Linked DNA regions of Mus musculus: all the other regions are linked to region 1. The links are chromatin loops, found by intact Hi-C in ENCODE. Cell type or tissue: left cerebral cortex. All regions are shown on one strand. Links, peaks and the distances in the headings refer to the core of each region. The heading gives the core; the rest is flanking DNA.

Region 1 (7,538 bases), core at 1,114-6,113:
GCTAATCTAGTACGCAACTACCAAGCTGTATACTGAGGGGAATGCCTCAGGAATTAAAACAAACAAAACCTTTACTGTTTGTGACCTAGAACAACTGTGTTTTCCATTCCTCTGGCCTACCAATGACAGTTGTGCTTTCTGAACTCACTACCAAACAAGAAGCTGCATTTCATCCCTTCCCATTTATCTACCTCCTAGCATCAAGTCCATTACAGCATCTTCTATAGATGATGCAAGAGAAAGAAAGAATTGACTATAACTTCTAAAGTCACCTTTAGTTCACAGTACTGACTGCAAAATTAACTACAACATTAGTATTTGATTATATTTTAGGAGTGCTAGCAGAAGTGCTTTTACAAAAAAAGTATTCAAAATTGCAGGAAACCTAGTCTATATAAAATTATAGCCTACAAACAACCTTCTCCACATACAAAAAGAGGTACAGGGACTTACAAGTAGAAACATGTGCTATATTTATCCCAGACCCAGATTTAAAGCCATACTCTTGTTTCCTAATTTAAAAAGTTGTCCTTTTCAAGCTTCTCACATAATGAAGAGAGTAACATAGCTAGGAAGTAGATAAAAAGGTCAGGTACACAGTGAAGTATTATAACACAGAAAACACCTGACACAGGAGACAGCTGAGGGGAAAGGGGGAGATAAAGGCACCATATAGATGTTCCTCCAAAACAGACACATTTCCAGTAAATACAGAAAAGATGCCCATAACATTTCATTACAAGATGTAATTTAATGGACAAATATCAACAAATATTAAAACAATATGGAGAGTTAGAAACAATCAAACATCCTGATGGCAATGTGAAATGGTATGAGCCATTTCGTGGGAAGAAAAAAAAAAAAGAATTGGATTATTTTTGAACAGTTTCTCAAATGGTTAAGTTTAGGGTGTAGGTACAGTGTTTGCTGAAGAGTCCAGCCCCAGGATTAAAACTAAAAGTTACACATAGACACTACACAGCTCAGTACTTCTACTCCTAGGTATATACCTAACAGAAATGAAAACATGTTAACACAGATATAAGATTATTACCATTAGTTTTATAGCCCAAAGTGGGAGCAGCACAGACGTACAACAAGTGAGGGTGAAACAAAATGTGATATATGCATCGGTATAATGAAGTACTATTCTGCAATAGAAAAGAATGAAATCTAACAAGGTACAGATTGAACTTTAAAATGGATATAGTAAGCTGAGCATGGTGGCTGTGCCTAGAGTTCCAGCCATCTACTCAAGATATGTAAAGAAATATATAAGATTCAAGAGCTCTTAACTAGTCAGGATGGGACTACTAACCCAGCAAAATTATCTGAATAATGAATGAGGTTAAGATTGGTAACTACAGCTGGGCAGTGGTGGCACATGCCTACTTGGGAGGCAGAGGCAGGTGGATTTCTGAGTTCGAGGCCAGCCTGGTCTACAGAGTGAGTTCCAGGACAGCCAGGGCTACACAGAGAAACCCTGTCTCAAAAAAACAAAAAGAAAAAAACATAGCTTGGAGTACTAGTTCAAAAATGGTAGCTGGTTTTAATTGATACCTACTCTACAATTTTATTAAAATGCAATTATATATTAAAAAAAAAATAGTGACAACTACCATGCTTCAAGCAGTTTCCATTTTTATGGTCTGAAGTAACTTAAAAATAGCTGCTGTCACAGTTCATCACATTTATAAAGATACGTAAGGAGAATCACAAGAGTTCCAGGTCAGACTGGGCTACATAGCAAGATGCCATATTTAAAACAAAAACAAAAAAAAGAAAAAATAGGGATTGGGGGTGGGCATGGCAGTGGCCTGAAGACTTTAATCTCAGCACTCAGGAGCCAGATCTCTGGGAGTTTAAGGCCAGCCTGGTCTACAGAGTAAGGTCCTAGTTAAGCAGGACATTATGACATGCAGTCTCAAAAAGAGAGAGAGAGAGAGTGTTTGGGGGAGGAGGGGAGTCCAAGAAATGGTTCAATAGGTAAAGGCTTAACAAGTGAGTTCAGTGCTAGGCCAATAATGCCAGCACTCAGGAAGCAGAGGAAGAAGGATTTGAGTTTGAGGCTAGCCTAATATACAGAGCAAGTTCCAGGAGAGCAAGGGCAACACAAAGAAATCCTCAAGTTGTCCTCTGACCTAGTTGTGTACACACACACACCCACACACAGGTTTTTAAATTTTAGATTTTTTTGTTTGTTTGGTTGGGCGGTTTTTTTTTTTTTTTTTTTTTTTTTTTTTTTGAGACTCTGTATAGTCCTGGCTGTCCTGGAACTCACTCTGTAGACCAGGCTGGCCTCGAACTCAGAAATCCGCCTACCTCTGCCTCCCAAATGCTGGGATTAAAGGCGTGCAGCACCAATGCCTGGCCCAAGAATTTATTGAGTATCATTTTGATCTTTCTTTGCATTTCATCAGCCTGTTTGAATTTCAGGACTGGAAAATGAAAGAAAAAGCAATTAAAAAAAAAAACAGCTTTGTCTTCTTTTTCAAGACAAATTTTCATCTTAGTTATGGTTTTGCACTACCAGAAATCAGATTTGAGAATGACTTGAAGTCTGTCTTGATGTATTTGGGAAAATAAGTTACGAAGTTAATGACTTTTTTCTTCTTGCGAGTTTCCTCTGTGGCAATCTGGGAACCTTCAGCCAGAGAGAGGTTTCCCAATTTAAAAAAAAAAAAAATGTTTAACCTATCATATAACCAGAACTCATCACCTGCATCAAGTAATGAAATAGCTCAATCAGTAAGAAAGAAAAACAACACAGGCTAATATCTGGAACAGAAAACAAACAGGAAATATTTGAAAGGACCAAAATCGTACATACGGATTAACGGGGCATGAAATTAAATGCGGGTCAACACACCTGTTTAAGAAAGAGGAACCGGGGGCGTCTGAAAGTCTTACATTATTTGGTATTAACACTAAATCCTAAGCTGGCAGCGAGTGGAAAGTCAGCGAGCTCCTAGCTCAAGCAAAACTACACAGTATTTAAGCGACAGCACTTTAGCTCTGACTCAGTTTCTTGACTCATAAAAAGAATTCTGCAGAGGCGCGTAACTCTAAAGCACTCACTGCACAAACGTTTAGCATCTCTGCACGGCTTTTACTTCACAAATGGCAAAAGTCTCTGGTGTTTTGATAATGCAAACCTGCTGCGTCTGGAAGAAGAGATTCAAGTGAAGCTGGCTGGAGAGGTCAAGTGTGGAAGCAAAGGGATGGAAAGTGGTACACACCGAGGGACACATCCACACAGACCAATCAAGGAACAGAGGATGTCATCCGTCCCGCTGCAGCCTCAGCACCATACCCGCGGAGCAGCAGCAGCCGGCTGCCCGGCACATCGCACGCAGGCCGACTTGCCAAGGGGCGGCGTATTTTCTGTTTGTGATTACCAAGTGGGTGTAAGGCAGAGCTGGGATAAACACACTTTACGGCCCGTCTGCAACTGACCGCGGCACCCAGCGAAGCCGCTCTGGGGTAACCGGCGGCGGCCACCGTACATTCTCTCAGCCCAGCGTCGAGGGCTTCAGTCCTGGGCTCACTGCGGCCGTGGGCAGCACGGACCTGAAAGCCCGGAGGGCGCGCGGCGCGGCCCGGCCCGGCCCGGCCCTGACTGACTCCGCGTGGGCCGGTGTCGCGGACTCGGCCGCGGCCTGCCCCGGGCCCGCCCGCTTACCGCATTCTTTTTCTGCACCATTTTGTCCATCTTCTTGGCAATGCGAACCACCTCGTCCTCCATGGCTCCGGAAGGCCTCCCCTCGCCCGGCCACAGCGGACGGGAAGCGAGAGAAGCTGCGCGGACGTTGGACAAGCCGCGAAGCCGCTGGCCTAGGCCTTCCTCACAGACCCGGCCCGCGGCGGCAGGGATAAGCGCTCCGCCCCCTAGGCCGTGCCAGTCAAGCACCGCGCGCGCCACACAGGCACTACGAATCGATCGCAGGAGACTGGAAAGTAGAAGTGGCTCGCTCAGGCGTGCGCTGTTCTTTTAATCTATTCCCGCCCCCAGCAGTCTGGAACTTCCGGCCCTATCCGGACTCGCGTTGCTGGCGAGCTGGAGTTGGACGGAGTCCGGCTTTCACGCCAGAGGGATCAGGCAGTAGGCGGTAGGTTGCTACGAGTTCCATCGAAACCCCTCCGGCAGAGCGTTCTCTGGGACGCAGGACAGGCATTGCCGAGGGCTTAAAGCGCATGAGCACTGAGGCTCACTCTTGGACTCAGATATTCAAACCATCTAGCCTGCTGATGAAAACCGACTAAAAAGACGACGGCCTTGAGAATTGTGACTTAAAAAAAGCCACGGTAAAAAAATGACATGTATAGTGTCTGGGATTGTTTTTACTTTGTTCCATGTGTTGAAAGTTAATAAATCAGGAGCCAATGAACATTACAGACTTTTAAGACTCAAAATATCTTCTTTCCAATGAAAAAAGTTAACTAAAACACATGTCGTGTCAAATTAAACATTTGTCACCAAGCATGATAGAAGGCCGTGGCATATAACTAATGTGCATTTTCACACTTTAAACTTAAGATCAAATAAAGTATAGCTCCCCAGGGTAACAGTGAATTCCACTTTGACTAATCAGTTTCTATTGAAAGTAAATGGTTCAGTACCATTTTTCACCCATAACTCATGCTTTTCATTTATTTTCTTTGTCCTTTTCCTTCAATTTCCTTGTGAGGTAATAAAGAGGAGACAATCACCAGGCAGTGGTGCCCCACGCCTTTGATCTCAGCACTTGGGAGGCAGAGGCAGGCGGATTTCTGAGTTCGAGGCCAGTCTGGTCTACAAAGTGAGTTCCAGGACAGCCAGAGCTACACAGAGAAACCCTGTCTCGAAAAACCGGAAAAAAAAAAAAAAAAAAAAAAAAAAGAGGGGACAACATTTTCTCATTTGCAGATGAGAAAGTGGGTCTGTGTCCAGTTAAACCATTTACTACCAATTCACACTATGCATAACAGCATTTCAAAGTTAATTACCATTAACCAAAATTTACCACTTAAGATTCTCTCTATACTAAGATAAAGCCCTTTATGGTTCAAGATATCTATCTGGTCTCCACTGCCTTGAGACAGGGTCTCTCCCTGAATTAGAAGTTTGAAGTCAGCTAGGCTGACTGGCCAGCAAATTCCCCAATCGGCCTCTCTTAGACTCCCAAGCATTGTGGTTGCAGGAATGCACATCTATGCCCAGCTTTTTTCTGCAGGTGCTGGGAATTCCATCTCAGAACCCCAGGCACTCATGCTTGGAAAACAAGTACTCCTGTCCACTTAGCCATCTCCCCAGCCTCAAGTTAAGTTTTAAGTGTTGTAAGAGAAACAAAGTTTACCATTTTAGCTTTTTGTTTTTAGACAGGGTCTTTTGTAGCCTATGCTTGCCTTAGTTATCTATGAAGCCCAAGTTATCCATAAAATCCTGCTAGGATTGCAGGCGAGCACCACCATATCCAGTTTAACTGATTTCAAGTACGAGGTGTTTACAGAACCACACGTGCTGTACATTATGACCCCTGACAGTTTCCAAGCTTTCCATCATTTATCATCAGGAACATAGAGCGGAAGAGCTGTTATTACTCTGAGCTCAGTTGTGCCTGCTTGGGAAGTTCATCATAGAGCTTGTTGACTGTTGAAGTTCATAGAGGTAGGCCTGGAGGATCACTAGACCTCACCCACATATCCAGCCATCCCTTCCAACTAGTTGTTTGCAGTTCTGCCCTAATTGGGGATGGCCTCAGGTTTCAGAGGAAGGGCTAGTCTGTAGGCTGGAAACGATTAGGAACAGGGCTGCATTATCCACAGAGGAGCCCATATCTAGGTGACGGGGATGGGGAAGGTGCAGACTTCCCCTTGTGGTTGCTTTAGGATCATCTATGCACTGTGCCTTATAAACTCATAGGTTCTCCAGAGTGAATTGTTTTGTCCTTGGAACTTTAGGAATGGGTAGACAATACCTAGGTCCACCCCCAGGGTGAAAACACCCAAGCTTATTGTGTAATTAAGATTGACTTTATTTTCCTGCCTCCACCCAAGTACTAGGTTGATCTCCATGGCTCAATAGTCTAGCTAGCATCTTTGTTTGTAAACAATAGCCTTGCAGGTGGTGATGTTGCTGCCTAAGGCAAAGTTAAGGTGATTTGAGTTAACCCTGGCTAGGCTCTTGAGCTAGTTGTTTTCTTTCTCCTCCCCCAGGGGGCTACACACTGAGAAACACTATCTCAACAAAACAAAACTAAGCATAACATTGTTGATGTAAAAACCACAGCTTTCATCTCAAAGGAAATAATATATAGCTTATTTTGGAGGCATTTTGAGTTACCATGGCCAGGAACACAGACTTATTTTATTCCAAATTCCATGTTCCAAAGTGGAAGCAGTTTCATGAAAGTTTATAGTTCAAGGCCAGGCGTGGTGGTGCACACCTTTAATCTCAGCACTTGGGAGGCAGAGGCAAGTGAATTTCTGAGTTCGAGGCCAGCTTGTGCTACAGAGTGAGTTCCAGGACAGCCAGGGCTACACAGAGAGACTCTGTCTAAAAAAACCAAAGTTTGTAGTTCTACAAGAGAAAGTAATAAATCAAGGCAAATTTCAAATGTATTGGTGGATATGTCAGTGGTGGTTTCAGCACGATGAAGCTTTTGGGTCGATGGAAGCTAGTGGTCTGCTAAGATCTGAAAAGGTTATCTATTAGTCACAAGAGTTTAGTTTAGACAAAGTGGGTGAGAAGGAATTCTGTCAGAGGGCTTGAACTAGCCCAAGTGTAGGTGAGTATGCAGAAATCTAGCCTCTTCACAGTACTGCAGTCTACCTGGTCAGTCAGTGTCTGAAGAGGAACAGCTAGAACCCTACAGCTTTCAGCATGCTGTACTATACAAGTGAAAACAGTTCTCTTTTCCTTATCTCTGACTGTACAGGGAAAACTTTCTTTCCTTTGTGGAGTATAATGTCCACTGGTTTTTAGAGACACACGATGTTCCTATTTCTAATTTGTTTCTATCGTAATTTGGTGTTGAGATAATTAGGTGCTATTTTTCCTAGTTTCCTGCTGAAGGACTAGATATTTCCCAGCTTCCCTTACGGACTATGTCCTTTTCACCCATTTGGACATCCGAACACATGGGTGACAAGATGCCTCTTTGATGTTATTGATGTGAATAAATATGGTTTATTCACCCAAGTCCTTCTTCCTGCGTTCTCTATGTCTGTTTAAAAATAAATGAATCTAACACTATTAATGTTACATACATACGATTGGTTTTGTATGTTGAGCCACTCTTACATTCTGGATAGCCTAGACTTTACTGAATAAGAATGGGATCCTATAGTGTGGCCTTGGTCCTCCTTGGCTGGTAATACTGGTTTCTTAGACTGTTTCAAAAGGGTGTTTTCTCATGCAGTTTGATACAGTTGAAAAGTGTTCTTGTAGGAAGGTCAGAATTACAATCTCAGTTGACTGCAGCACCTTATTAGAGTCAGTACAACTCCATTCTGCGGAGAGGGAAAAACACATGTTCAGAGCTGTTATATAGGCAGGA
Region 2 (7,538 bases), core at 808-5,807, 51 kb after region 1:
AAGGTTAACAGTGTACAACACTCGGAGTTATTCTCCAGCCTCCACATGTACCTGTACATGTGCACTCACACACAAAAGAACTCTTGCTCCCATAGACTGAACGTCATGGTGGCAAACACCTGGAAACACAGCTTTGGGAATGCAGAGGTCAGAGGATCACAAGTTAGGATCAAGCCGGTTTACAGTGAGCTCAGGCAAGCACAGACAATCTCAAACAAACAAAGCTGTGCATGTCAAGGCAAGGGAGGGAGAAAGAAAGGGAAAAAGAAATTACCCACTAAAAGGAAAACTTAGTTGAACATCAGGTTAGAACTAGAAGGTTAATTTGAAGGTTATCAAAGGTGGAGGCTGCAAGATATCTGTTAATTCTGTGCCACCGTTGGATACATCAATGAAATCATAATAATAAAAATAAAGTAAGATAATAACTGGGGTGGTGAGATGGCTCAGTGGTTTAAGGAACTTTCAGCTTGGAACTGAACCTGCAGGCTGGTTAAGTGCAGCCTAATACCTGAACCATTAAACCATCTCCCCAGTTTCATTGTAAAAGTTTGACAGTCTTATATAACACAAGTTTCAGCCAGATAATCACTCAATTAAACCTGAATTCAATGAATTCAATCCCCGGGGACCCATGTGATGGGAGGAGAAAACGAACTCCTCTAAAGTGTCCACACACACACACACACACACACACACACACACACACACAAAACAAATGTAGTTAAAAACAAAACAAAACAAAACCTAGCCATCACCTAATACCATATTACCTGGCATAATCTCCAAAGTTAGGAAAGTGAGTGAGATATGGTTAGTACCTGAAAGGGACAATTAGTCTAGTCCAATGTCTCCATTCATTCATTCATTCATAAGCAAGATCTCACTGTTGCCCCATCAGTCTCAAACTCTAGGGGGTCAAGAAAACTGCCTGTCTCAACCTCCTGAGTATTTAGCAACGGGCGTTAATAACTCACTGAAAAAAATCACTTAATGTCTTGGCTATTTTATAAAAATTTACTTTTTTAAAATCAAGTTCTGCCAGGCGTGATGGCGCACGCCTTTAATCCCAGCACTCGGGAGGCAGAGGCAGGCGGATTTCTGAGTTCGAGGCCAGCCTGGTCTACAAAGTGAGTTCCAGGACAGCCAGGGCTACACAGAGAAACCCTGTCTCGAAAAACCAAAAAAAAAAAAAAAACAAACAAACAAACAAACAAAAAAAAAAATAAAATCAAGTTCTAAAAATTTAACCTTTATATTTATTTTATGTGTACAAATGCTTTGCCTGCATGTATGCCTATACACCACATATATGCGACTCCTGTGGAGCCCAGAAAAGGGGTCAGATCTGTTGAGACTGGAGTTACAGCGAGCTGGAAGCCACTAAGTGGGTGCTTGGAACTGAACCCGCAGGCTGGTTAAGTGCAGCCTATGCCCTGAACCATTAAACCATCTCCCCAGTTTCATTGTAAAAGTTTGACAATCTTATACAACACAAGTTTCAGCCAGATAATCACTCAATTAAACAGAAGGCAACCCAAGGATTAATAACAGAAAATCCTAAGCTAAAGTTAGTGCTGCATAGTCCGGTCAGGGACTGGTGAAGTGTCCACACGGCACACACTGACCTCAAGTTTCTTCTCCAGAACCACAAAAGCAAAATGGGTTTGATAAGCCACCAAATTAATCTTTGAGCTGTGGCCCCACCTTCTTTGATTTTTCTCTTTTAAGGGATCATCTGCACTCTGATCTGGGACTTATGCTTCATGTTATTGCTATTTCTCTCAACAGAATCAACCGGTCTTTCTCAACCTGCTCCAAAACTGCACACTGCCTTTGCAAACATTCCACTCCTCTGGTATCCAATTCACATCCAAAGAGCAGTTAACAATTTTAACATGTTCCAGAGACAATCTCAAAGACGAGAAACTCAAGATAAGGGGGAAATTGTGGGTGTTTGTAAGCAGAAAAGCTGATCTCCTTGAGAAAATACTTGTTCCTACAATGTCAGCCTTCTTCAGCATACAACCCTTTGACCAGTAAGTAGCTGCACGACCCCATCTCCTTAGGTACTAACAATGGCACCTACCCTGTATCTCCCAATCCGTGAAGGAAAATAACCTAAAAGAGAATAAGACAAAATAAGCACACACTGGACTGTTACAGATTTTGTTAAGTTATAAAACCCAATGAAGGACCTAAAAACTTACAACAGAACACTATTCCACAAGCTATTTAATTTCTATACCCCTTCGTTTTAGCACTCAGAGGTCTCACACAGTCGGATAAAAGACAGCTGTCTCTAAAGTCAAGTCACGAAAGTCGAATTTTTTTCATCACAAAAGTTTCCGGGAGCAAAAGTTAATCTGAGCTCCTGCGGCAGGACAGACACTCCCGCTGCAGGTCGGCTGTTTCAGCACTGGACCTCGGAATTTGCTTCAGGGGTGGGGGTGAGAGTGCTAGGCAGGCAGGCGGCGCCCCGCCGGCTCCGATTCCCCGCCCGACCCCGGAGAGCCCGCGGGGCGGCGCGGACGCATCCACGCGCGGCGGCCTGGGTCTCGCTGGTGCCCCAGGCCCGGGCGCCGCCACTCACCGCGGCGGTGGCCTTCCGGGCGGCCGGCACAACGGCGGGCATCGGAGCGGACATGTTGTTGCCGCACATCCACCGGCTGGCGGACAGTGCGTCGGAAGCGGAAGGGAACTCGGGCTCCCGGCAGCCGAAAGTCCCAGCCCGCCCCTCCGGGCGCGCGCTCAGGCGCGTGCGCGCCCCCGCGCCGCCCTGCACTGTTCCTCGCGTTCGGCCCCGAGCTCGCGCCCCGATTCGGCCGCGCGTGCGCGTCATAGTGAGCCTTCCCGCACCGCGCTGGAGCAGTGCGGGCCGCTGCTAACCTCTCGCTGTCCATCCACGCCCGCAGTGCCTGGACCAGCGGCAGGTAGCAGGGACCGCTGCTGGGACCGCGGCTAGGCGGGGCGAGCTCTTGCTGTGGTCCCCTGCGCGCTTGACGCGTGACTCCCGATTTCACTTCCCCAGGCAGGTCAACGTTATTAACTAAAGGACAGGTATTCATTGAAATATAGCCGTTTTGAACACGGGGCAAAATCGCCACCCTTCTGCACAGCGCTGAATTTATTGCATATATAGTATGTATAACTGGGGAACGGTTCATGGCAAACATTTAAGGTCAAAATGTCATGACCTTCAGAAGTCTGCAATTCAGTGAGGAAACCAAATATACAGTTTTGACTGGAAAGGAGTTTGTGAACTAAGACTTAAAGACTAAAAGACTTAATTAAATTACACAGGAAAATCTAGGTCCTGAGAGATTTTGGAGTCTTATTCAAAACGGTTTTAAATCAGTCTTGCCCTTAAATATTGAAAAGTTTAAACATTCTCAAAAATGTTAAATTGATAACCCTCCCCCAAAATGGTAGTAATGTGATTCACAAGGCTTATGCCTCTATATATTTTTTGCTTTTTCGATACATGGTTTCTCTGTGTAGCCTTGGTTGTCCTGGAACTCACATTGCAGACCAGGCAGGCCTCAAACTCCTAACTCTACCTCCTGAGTGTGTTTGCCACCACACCCAGCAATGCCACTATATTTAAGTCAAACTGTTAGGTCTTTTCTTTGTGACTTTAAAAGAAAACACAACTGTCTTTAGCTCTCATTATGAACATAAAATGATCCAAGTCACTGTTAAGTAAGTTTCTCTATGATGAAATATGTAGAATTCCAGGAGCTACCATTATCTCACTAGAGAGGACAAGAATACATCAAGTTGGGGTGCCTGTCATCTGTGTCTTTTCCTATCTCAAAATCTCCAGTTCCTGCAATTTTTCTGGAGTTTTACATCCTCCAATGAGCTTGTTTCTTCTGTTCTGAATGGTTTCTTTCTTCCCTGGGTAAGGGAATGAAGTAAATATAAAATTTAGAAAAAAAATAGTTAATTATTCAGATCATGTGATTGTACAAAAGAAAAAGTAAGCCCAGTGGTGGTGGCGCACGCTTTTAATTCCAGCAGAGGCAGGTGGATTTCTGAGTTCCAGGCCAGCCTGGTCTACAGAGTGAGTTCCAGGACAGCCAGAGCTACACAGAGAAACCCTGCCTCGAAAAACCAAAAAGCCAAAAAAAAAAAAAAAAAGAAAAGAAAAAGAAAAGAAAAGAAAGAAAGAAAGAAAGAAAGAAAGAAAGAAGAGTAAAGTGACCAACAAGAAAATTCATCAGTATAGCCCATACTAGGTCAGTATACCCATAGAAAACTGTTGAGAGTCCAAGAGTCTTCCACAAACTACACAAACACCAATCTCAGTCAGTCAGGGGTGGATTATTGAATGTACACCCTAAGACTGATCGATCAGGGCTGTAGCTCAGATTTTAGAGGCTGACGCTATGACTACGAATATCTTTCTCTGTCAGCTTATAAGAAACACACACACACACAAGCTCATACACAGGTGCAAGAAGTGCTGCCCAGTGGTCAGCGCCAACTCAAGCCATTTTAGACAGAACAGTTCATATTGACCTTTGATTTGATAGGTCCTACATAAAGTTTTGTGGAATTTCTTAAGATAACAAACCTCATGCAGAACATATGCGAGTATGTGATCAGCATGACCTTGCTCTAAGTCCAGTTATTTTTCAGTGTCAATGACTAGCTGGCATGTTATAGCAACAATATGAAATAGCTGGCAGGCATGGAACAAAATGGCTATAGCTATGCTAGGGGAGGGGTAGGCCTCAACAAAGAGTATATTTCTAGATATAAGCAAAAGCTGGTTAATTGTGTAACAATACAAAACATTACAATACAGATTTAAAACTATAAGATTTGTAAAACACTATTGAATATGATTGACAAAATGCTGGTCAAGTTGCAGCAAAGTCTATACCTGTGAAATTATGATAATCAAGATCATAAACTCCATCCTCCCACCCTTTCCATTATTACTGTGGGGTTTGTTTTTATTTTGCATAGACTAATACATAAAACTTACCTTCCTAATAATTTAAGAATCTTGGTGTTCTGGTCAAATTAGTTGACTTCACATGCACTGGTTTATTTTTGGTCTAGTGTTTATTTTCCCCTCCATTTCTGTTAAAAAAAAATCCTTAGGACTTTTGATGATGAGTATCTTGACCCTGTAGGTCTTTTTGGGTAATATAAGCACTTTAATAATATTAATTTTTCAATCCATAACAATAGGATATCTTGGGCTAGAGAGATGGCTCAGTGGTTAAGAGTACTGACTATTCTTCCAGAGGTCCTGAGTTCAATTCCCAGCAACCACATGGTGGCTCACAACCACCTGTAATGAGACCTGATGCCCTCTTCTAATGTGTCTGAAGAGAGTGGCAGTATACTCAAATAAATATAAATAAATAAATCTTTTTTAAAAAGGGATATATTTCTACGTATGCATTCCCGTCTGCTTTCATTAACATTATCAGCACACAGAATTTAATCTTGGGCTAGATTGACTTGTACTTTTGACTTGTATTTTGTTTTTACGGTTTTTGACATGTATTGATTGTATGTGTGCATGCTTGTGCCATGGCACAAATGCGGATGTCAGAAGACAGCTCATGGGACTTGATTCTCTCCTTTCACTGTGAGTTCCAAGGCCTGAACTCGGGTTGTAGGCTTGGCAGCAGGAGCCTGTACCCACTGATCCACCCTGTTTTTGTTTTTGTTTTTCATGCTATCACAAATGTTGTTTTAATTTCCCTTTCTGATAGTTGTGAGTGTATATCAATGCGACTAGTTTTTGTATGTTAACTTTATATTTTGCAGATTTACTGAATTTGTTACTTTGTTCAAACAGTTATTTAGATGGAGACTCTATGGTCTTCTAACAGTAACATTTGCAAACAGAGGTAATTTTACTTTTCATAAGCAAAATGTTAAAGTATTAGACCTATATCAAGAAAGGTATTGTTACCTAGGTGAAGAAAAGACAACTGAATAGGAAGATCCAATATTATATAAATTATCAATTTTCTCAGAATTAATCTACCATGTAATTCCCACTAAAATAACTATACATTTTATGTAATAACAATTACATTTAAATTTTCTGTAAGATGACTTTTAAACTTTGTAACTCTGAAAGTCACAAAGATGGTAAAATAATCATGTAGAGGTATTCAGATATTTTACAAGAAATAGAGAATCCAGAGACTACAGGTCAGAGTGGCCACGTAAGAAGCAACTGTAAGATGTTGTCTAAACATTTCCATGGCAGCTGCTTCCTGTCAGGCAAGGGTGTTTCAAAAGCTATATAGTGGTCTCCCTTCAGTGCTGCAGAGTGCCTCTGAACCTCCAACACTCATTTTCAAAGGACTGGCACTGCTGAGATGTTTTGTGATCTTAGAGAACATATTCAGGGATCAAAGATACTAGCTATGTGTTAAGTATTAGTGATTATATTGCCAGATAAATGGGCTGAGGTTGTTGAAGTAGAAGAAAGAGAGTTTGTTTGGTTTGGTTTGGTTTGGTTTGGTTTTATTTTAGGTTTAAAGAGCTTATCCCTGTACTTAGAACCAGATACTGTTGTTTTGTGTTTGAGAATGCTTTAGGAAGTATTATAAAGAAAGCAGAATCCATGTGGACATTCCAGTTAGCAAGGAAGAGTTTGGATGTTCTTGATATTGCTATCAACGGAGAGGTTTCACTTAGTTCCATAGGGCATTGTGTATGAAGGTCCCGGAAAGATTCCTCAAATCTGTGTGAGAGCAAAAGTAGACTGTTATCAAGACCTAGTAATGACTGGTCTTTGTGATGTCTAATCTTAGTTGTCAACTTGACTACATCTGGAATCTAAAACTAGACATAGCTATAAGGGATTTTCTTGGCTGGATAATTTGATCAAGTGGGATGACTCGCCCTAAATCAGGGCCACATCTTCTGGTGGTAAAAAAAAAAAGTAGAATATAGTGGCACATGACTTTAATCTCAGGATTTGAGAGGCAAAGGCAGGTGAACCTCTATGAGTTTGAGGCCAGTTTGGTCTACATAGTAAGTTCCAACTATTTGGAGCTCTACAGTGAGACCCCATATTGTAAGACAAGATAAACAAACAAAAAGATGGAAGAAGGAGGCTTTTGCTTTTTGCCTGTTTGTCTTCACTCTCACTGACAAGTTCATCTGCTCTGCCAATGAGCATTTCTTCACTGGCGTTGGGATGTGCTTCTTTGGGGTTCCAACATAGACTGAAGTATAACAATTCTCTAGGATTACAGTGCCAGACTCAGACTGCTGAGACATCCAGTGGCTTAAACAGCTACTAGATCCTTGACCTTTCCATCAAGAGGCTGCCATTGTTGGACTACACTGACCACAGCCTATAAATCAGTATAATACTGCCTCTGCCACTCCCAATATGTACACCTTCTGTTATTTCTCTTTCTGTTGTATGCCTGCCTGCAGCCTACTTGAACGGGGTACACCTGGGAGGTAGGCTGGGGCTGAAAGAGTCTTAGATGAGCCGGGCGTGGTGGTGCACGCCTTTAATCCCAGCACTTGGGAGGCAGAGGCAG
Region 3 (7,538 bases), core at 808-5,807, 73 kb after region 1:
ATGTTCTGGCCTGTTCTGCTATGTTCTCAGTCTGAGGTTTCAAAGCTCACAAACAACTCTTTGGGCTATTTGACATAAATTACATGAATCACAGGTCTCAAGTTTTATTTCCTTTCACTACATCCACTCCAGTAGTGACAAGCGCACAGACCCTGAAAACCTGGGCGCTGTCCTGAGGCGAAAAGTTCATGGAAACTTAGTCTCCTGGAATAATGACATCCTGTAAAGAGAATGCTCCAGTGTCCTTGCTTTAGTTGGTAAACAGATCTGTGTGCTTTCCCTTAATATTGCTTTATTACAAGTGCTCCTAAGGATTGATATTTTGACATATAGGTAACTTAGATTCTAGGCAGTCCTTGATCTGACCTTGGGAATGGATAGCTAAGTCACTGCCCTACACAGGAATTTACCATTATCTAGGAAAAAGGAACCAGAGTAGATACTTAGAACTATAGATAGCTGAGTTACACCCATACACAAGTATTTACAATGGCCTAGGGGGAAGGTGGACTATACAATAGACTAGAGTAGGAACTATGGCAAGGCCACAAAGCCCTTGCCCCTGGCTTCTAAAATTAAGTGGACCTTAGATGGAGCTGTTTTTGATCCCAGTTGTTTGTTTTTTTTTTTTTTTTTTTTTTCGAGACAGGGTTTCTCTGTGTAGTCCTGGCTGTCCTGGAACTCACTTTGTAGACCAGGCTGACCTCGAACTCAGAAATCTGCCTGCCTCTGCCTTTGATCCCAGTTGTTAACATTGAATTTTATCCCAGTTGGTTCCTGCCAGTCCTTCTGTGTTTGCATTCCTGTTTTTTGTAAGAATCCAGTAGCCTCTTTGTACCTTGCAGGTGTGTCACACAACTTCCCTATTTTCTTCTGTATAAAAAGTTTGATGCTCAATTTGACAAATTACATTCAGATCCACACTCCCTTGTGTAGAGTCTGTCAATTCCTGCCAACTCCTTGTCCACCTGCAACCAGAGACCTGTTCCACACAGACAGTGACCAAAGAGAGTCTGTGGCACTCTTCAATTCATTCTCATAGTTTTCTATGCTTACTATGTTGCATATGGGACAAACAGCATACAATTGGCTACAGACCATTTCCACTATGACTGATTAATATTAGTGACATCACATAAACCATACAATAAAGAAAATGTATCCTTACAAGAAATGCAACACAGTATTTTGGCTTTCCTCAATTTCATTGGCTTGCATAGATAAAAAGGGGACATGTGGGGAGCACTTCCAGAGTTAATGTTGGCTGAGTTCTTGCTTGTAATTAATCATGAATGAGTCTGCTAACATGCTTTTGCTTTTAGTTAAGACATGCATTATATCCTGCCAAGTTCCTCTGCTTTTACATATGTCCTTGAGAGACTGTCCAAGCCTGAAGGAAATGGCCTTAGTCAAACATGGATAGTGTGTACCATACACTTATCACATAAATGTTCATGTTCATTGTTTAACTTCCTGGAATTGGTCATGCTTTCTGTTGCTAGCCTTTAAAAGACACTGAGAAAGTAAACTTGCTGCTAGTGGTGGTATTGACCTGTAGCCCTCCCATATCTGTCTCTTCCATCTTCTTTTTGCCTTTCCTATAATCATCCTCATACCCCAAGTCGTGGTTTCCATGTTGAATGACCAGCAGGCTCTGGCCCCAGGCCCAAATCCATGGTTTTGAGTAGCTCACCCCGATATCTACCTTATGTGTAACCTGTTGGAACATGTGAAAGGGCTAGCTAGTCCTGCTGATCCAGAGCTGCAGGATCTCAGTGACCTAGGACAATAGCAGGATAACCGAATAGAGTCCCTGTGAGGATCCAATATTGGTGTAGCAGAAGCCAGAGACCTAGAACCAGACCAATGACTCATTGCAATGTACATTTGCAAGTAATAATGTATGGACAAAAGGGTATACTGTAGGACACACTGTGACACACGACAGCTTCACGATGAGGTTTCCTAAACTTTATTTTTATTTTGGGGGGGGGGGGGTTTGCAAGGGCAAAAAGGACGGAGGGATTGTGGATCTGGAGTGTATGATGTGAAATTCACAATGAATCAATAAAATAAAAATAAAGGTTTATTTGAGTTAGAAACAGCTGCTTATTAAATTGTCTCACCTTCACTATATAACTGATAGAGCTTGGTAGGAGCAATTCTCCAGCAAGACAGTGGAACGGAAAAAGAATATAAAAATGAACACATTGTTTTCTATATTACTTGTATTAAGACAAGTTTTAAAAATCATTTAATTTGGAGAGTTAAATATATGTTTGGCAGTTTAAGTTCATTAGCTTTGAATCCTATCTATACCATCTGCTGTGACAGCTGGGTCGATCTGATAGGCATAAAACCACACCTCGCTTCTAGCGTGGTTGTTTATATGAATCTAGTAAGGCTAACTTTAACTCAGTTTCTGGCATACCCCAGGAGCTAAGTATGCCCCACCCCCCATCGTTAACTGCAAGGCACGCTATTAGGTTGAACCTAATTAGACAATTAATTCTAGAGCCAGGCACTGTAACAGTTGAATTACCAGAGTCTCAAAGCTTGAACCTGTTCACATCATTTTGGATTACTTTTCGCTTCATGAGGCCCCACTTTTACCGTACAGCGTGTTCAGTCATTACAGGGCAGAAGAGAACAGTTTTCGTTCACAAAATGGTACCAAAGCCAGAGGATAAAGCATGATCTCACAAAAGTTGATGCAGTTCCCCGAAGTAAAAAGACATCAAGCCTGGAAGCTGGAAGACATAGCCTACCGACGCGGATGCGGTCGCTCTGCAGCACGACAGGGGCGGGGCAGTACGGCCGCTGCAGCGCGACAGGGGCCGGGCGGAGCCGTAAAGCAACGCGGAGTCTACGCCGCTTCCTGGGCGCCCTTGAAGCACCGCGGGTCATGGCTGGCACGGCGCGCGGCTGCGGGACCAGCCTGGACCTGCTGCGGTCCTTGCCGAGAGTGAGCCTGGCCAACCTGAAGCCCAGTCCTAACTCCAGAAAACGGGTAAACGCTTGGCGGCGGTGCGGGGAGTGCAGGGGCCGCGTCACTCTGGCGATGGACGCGTGCGGGCGCCTGGCTCCCTTCCGCGTGCGCCCAGTGTTAAGGATGCTAAGCAGGCGGAGGGTACACACTCGGGAACTGCAGACGATTCATCCAAAATTGCGTTTAAACTGAACTGCTTAGCAAGTGCCTATCGTCGTTATAAAAATCCCAGTGTTTTTTCTACATTCCAGCTGGCCAATGTGCAACCCAGGGTGCAACTAGAAAACTGTTGTGGGTCGGCTGCTCGGCTTTTACAGTAACTTAATATACGGCTTTTTTTTTAGGGGGGGGGGCGGTTGACAAAGTCAATTAAGGGAAAGATGTTACGGAGTTAGAGAACACCGAAAGACTACCCGACTCTATCCAGTTGTAATTAGCCAATTTTTTAATGTTATAGTGCAGCCAACCACAATTCCCCTTAGGCCCAGGTTAAAGGGGTAGAAGGTGGAGGGCTTTGAAAGGTCGCAATTACTTTATTTCTGGGGAACTTACAGCTACATGAGGAACTTTACCGAAGCAATTAATCATTTCACATCAGTTTTACAATTCTGTGGAGGGGGACAAGTTGCCAGGAGCTTATCTTTTAGGAATTTAGGAAATTAGAATGTGTCCCTAGCAAAAATTGGAGTTTTCCTTAGCCATATGTGATCTAATTACATATTTACGATTAATTTAAAAATAAAACATTTAATGTCACTCAAGCCTCGTTTTGGCTGTTTAGTTCTAGGATTTTCTTTTTCCGTTCCAGCTGCTTTTTCCTGAAGACTAAATTTAGGCCCTTAGCTTGTTTGTTCAAGCACACTATACCACTGAGCTGTAATCCCAAACCCTTTCCCGATGCCCTCTCACCGCCCCCCCCCCCCCCCCCCCCCAGGGTTTCTCTGTAGAGCCCTGGCTGTCCTGGAACTCACTTTTTAGACCAGGCTGGCCTCGGACTCAGAAATCCTCCTGTCCCTGCCTCTCGAGTGCTGGGATTAAAGGCATGCGCCACCACATCTGGTTCCCTTTCCCGATTTTTAAATGCTTTATTCAGAGACAGACTCTCAGAAAATTGGGGGTTGCTGGCCTTGCCCTTTTTTTGTAGCTTAGGCAGGCCTTGAACTTTGAATCCTCCTGCCTCAACCTAGCAGATAGCAATCACTACAGGGACCTAGCTTATTGTAGAGCTTGTTATTCCTGTTGGATCCCATCCCTTCCTTAGAACTTTGCCCTGTGTTTCACCTTGTATTTTGGTTACTAGGATCAGCTACATTCTGAGAGAACTATGTTGGTGGAGTATAAAGATGAGCACGCAGCTAGAGCAGGGCTTGGCACACGGTACTTTACCTCTGGTGCAATGGATAAACAGCATTAATATGGAATATGCTATGAGATGAGACAGTTTTCAGAAATGTATCTGAAGATCTTAAAACTCACTTTTTCTTGTAGGAAAGACGTCCAAGAGATCGGAGAAGAGGTAGGAAGTGTGGCAGAGGCCATAAAGGAGAAAGGCAGAGAGGAACCCGGCCAAGGCTGGGCTTTGAGGGAGGGCAGACTCCATTTTACATACGAATCCCAAAATATGGATTTAATGAAGGACATAGGTAAGGTTGTTTTTTTTTTTTTGTTTTTTGTTTTTTGTTTTTTTTAAGTACAAATCGTAATTTCCACTAAGAAGTACACAAGTAATTTGGTAGATACCTTATGTTTATTTAGGAACACACTTATGGTACTGTTGCTTTGAATAATTTTTAGTAATGTAACTTACCCTCTATTGTCTGTGTCACTGTATGACTATGCCCCCAGAAAAGCACATTTGTACAGAGTCTACTCAGACCAACAACATGCTGATGATAGTGCTTGCTGTCATAATTCCTTAGATGATTAACAATTGAAAAATGTATATGTATCTTTCCATATCTATATATATCTATATATATCTGTATCTATATTTATATATAAAAGGTAAATGTATCTTGCCATATGTATTTTTATTTCCATGTATATTACCTTTTTTTTTTTTTAAAGATTCATTTATTTATTATATGTAAGTACACTATAGCTGTCTTCAGACACTCCAGAAGAGGGCATCAGATTTCGTTACGGATGGTTGTGAGCCACCATGTGGTTGCTGGGATTTGAACTTGGAACCTTTGGAAGAGCAGTCGGTGCTCTTAACCACTGAGCCATCTCACCAGCCTGTATATTACCTTTTTAAATGGGTATATATTTGAAATATAGATATATTTAGATACATATACACAAACATCCCCATATATATTATGTATGTATGTATATATATATATATTACATTATGTATATAATATGTATGCATATATAATATGTTTATGGCACATTGTAGTGGGTACCATTTTTATTTTATGATGTTATTTTTTTAAATTTATTTACTTATTATATGTAAGTACACTGTAGCTGGCTTCAGACACTCCAGAAGAGGGCATCAGATCTCATTACAGATGGTTATGAGCCACCATGTGGTTTCTGGGGATTGAACTCAGGACCATTGGAAGAGCAGTCAGTGCTCTTAAATGCTGAGCCATCTCTCCAGCACCTTATGATATTATCTTGAATTAAACTGTGAGTTACTTGTGTCCATGAGTGAAGTAAATGTTTAGAGAGGTAAATTTTTTTTAGTGGACCAAAGGAAGCACTGGTGTTTTATTATGTGTTTGTGTTGTGCTTATAAATTTATTTTAGACCATCAGAAATTATGAAGGAAAACACTGGAAAGCGTGCTGGTTTGAAGAGGATACAGGAAGGTTACTTGGTGTTTTCTAATTATTACATTCCTGCTTTGCAGTTTCAGGCACCAGTATCAGCCTTTGAGTCTCAGGAGACTACAGTATCTCATTGATTTAGGTCGAGTTGATCCAACTCAACCTATTGACCTAACCCAGCTTGTGAATGGGAGAGGTGTGACCATCCAGCCGCTTAAGAGGGATTATGGAGTCCAGCTGGTTGAAGAGGTAACTCTAGATTGGATTTTGTATGTTTTGTTGTTTGGTACTATATACATACTTTGCCATACTCTCATTATGTACACATACCACATATATGCTTCACTGTGGACATTACCAAACTGTAGAGACACTATTTTCTTCTTTTCATACAGACCTCTAGTAAAGATTAATATTAAGTTAGGCATAGTGGGAGGTTAGAAATGAATTGCTATAGTTCTTAGTAGCCTTAAGTTATGACTATTAAATGGAGACCTTGCACCTCTTCACTTCAGGTGCACACTTTATGGCTCCTCTTTGCCATGTCGGAGCTGTCCGCATTGCTGCTGTCCTACACTGGGGCCTTCATTGAGTAAGATAAGGAGTACCTGCATAAAGTCTGAAAATGACATAATAAAGTCAGACTCGTGTCTGCGAAGGATGGGGTGGAGCAACACGAGGCCTCCACACAGTGTAAAACCTAAACAGTGCTGGAGTTGCACTTCAGCCTGTACAGGCTCTCGGTTTCCTTCCTAGCTCATAAAGACTTAGGAGTTGTGGATGGCCACCAACCAGTAACTAAAAACTGTGGAAGGTGAATCTGAAGGACTGCTTACTCAACACCTCATCTTGGGGCCTGGAGAGATGATGAGTGGTTAAGGACACTGGCTGTTCATCTAGAGAATCTGGGTTCAAGTCTCAGTATCCATATGGTACTCAAAACTGGAACTACAGTCCCACACGATGGTACTCAAAACTGGAACTACAGTCCCACACGATGGTACTCGAAACTGGAACTACAGTCCCACACGATGGTACTCAAAACTGGAACTACAGTCCCACACAATGGTACTCAAAACTGTAACTACAGTCCCACACGATGGTACTCAAAACTGGAACTACAGTCCCACACAATGGTACTCAAAACTGTAACTACAGTCCCACACGATGGTACTCAAAACTGGAACTATAGTCCCACACGATGGTACTCAAAACTGGAACTACAGTCCCACATGATGGTACTCAAAACTGGAACTACAGTCCCACATGATGGTACTCAAAACTGGAACTACAGTCCCACACGATCTTCCGTTCTTTGCTGGCCTCCACGGGGACTGTATGAACATGGTACACAGACATTCATGCAGTCAAAACACATACACATAGACTAAAAAACAAAATAAAAATAAAGTTCAAACAAACCCAAAACACTGGTTCACTCTAGCTGTGGTTTTAGACGGCTGGCATACTCTGTGAATCTGTACAGCTTTTTCCCTTTTTTTCATTTGTTTTGTTTTGTTTTGTTTTTTGTTTGTTTCACCTGTCAATATATCAGGAAATTCAATTAGATTTAAAAGACTTTTTTTTGATTTCTTTATGTATATAAGAGTTTTGTCTATATGTTTATGTGCACCATATGTACGCACAGAGTTCAAAAGAGGACATTAGAGCCCCTGGAACTGGAGTTATAAGTAATTGTGAGCCACTGTGTGGGTGATGGAAACCAAACCCCAAACCCCCAAGCAGCAAGAGCTATTAACCTCTGAGTTCTC

The links. Peaks named below come from ENCODE experiments on the same cell type or tissue, not always from the same donor. Only the 100,000 strongest peaks of a DNase experiment are listed, where the experiment ranks them.
Region 2: it touches region 1 in a loop (8-fold over the local background); 15 of 42 quality-filtered maps call a loop at or near these places.
Region 3: a loop joins it to region 1, with 7 times the contacts of the local background. A loop is called at or near these places in 12 of 42 quality-filtered maps.

What each region holds. Positions count from the first base shown.
Region 1 is chr1:4,854,121-4,861,658 of GRCm38, reverse strand. It overlaps Tcea1 (transcription elongation factor A (SII) 1), which reads right to left and starts at 3,965. Exons shown (of 10, transcript NM_011541.4): 1 at 3,683-3,965. The coding sequence starts at 3,745. In left cerebral cortex, for the core only: a CTCF peak has its summit at 5,901; DNase peaks (open chromatin) are centred at 3,096, 3,260 and 3,988; H3K4me3 peaks cover 2,259 bases; H3K27ac peaks cover 1,872 bases.
Region 2 is chr1:4,803,038-4,810,575 of GRCm38, reverse strand. It overlaps Lypla1 (lysophospholipase 1), which reads right to left and starts at 2,753. Exons shown (of 9, transcript NM_008866.3): 1 at 2,594-2,753; 2 at 2,090-2,121. The coding sequence starts at 2,662. In left cerebral cortex, for the core only: no CTCF peak of the experiment used is centred there; a DNase peak (open chromatin) is centred at 2,787; H3K4me3 peaks cover 1,486 bases; H3K27ac peaks cover 1,179 bases.
Region 3 is chr1:4,781,045-4,788,582 of GRCm38, reverse strand. Mrpl15 (mitochondrial ribosomal protein L15) reads left to right here and starts at 2,857. Exons shown (of 5, transcript NM_001177658.1): 1 at 2,857-3,010; 2 at 4,478-4,632; 3 at 5,850-6,015. The coding sequence starts at 2,906. In left cerebral cortex, for the core only: CTCF peaks have their summits at 2,712 and 2,918; a DNase peak (open chromatin) is centred at 2,830; H3K4me3 peaks cover 2,028 bases; H3K27ac peaks cover 1,105 bases.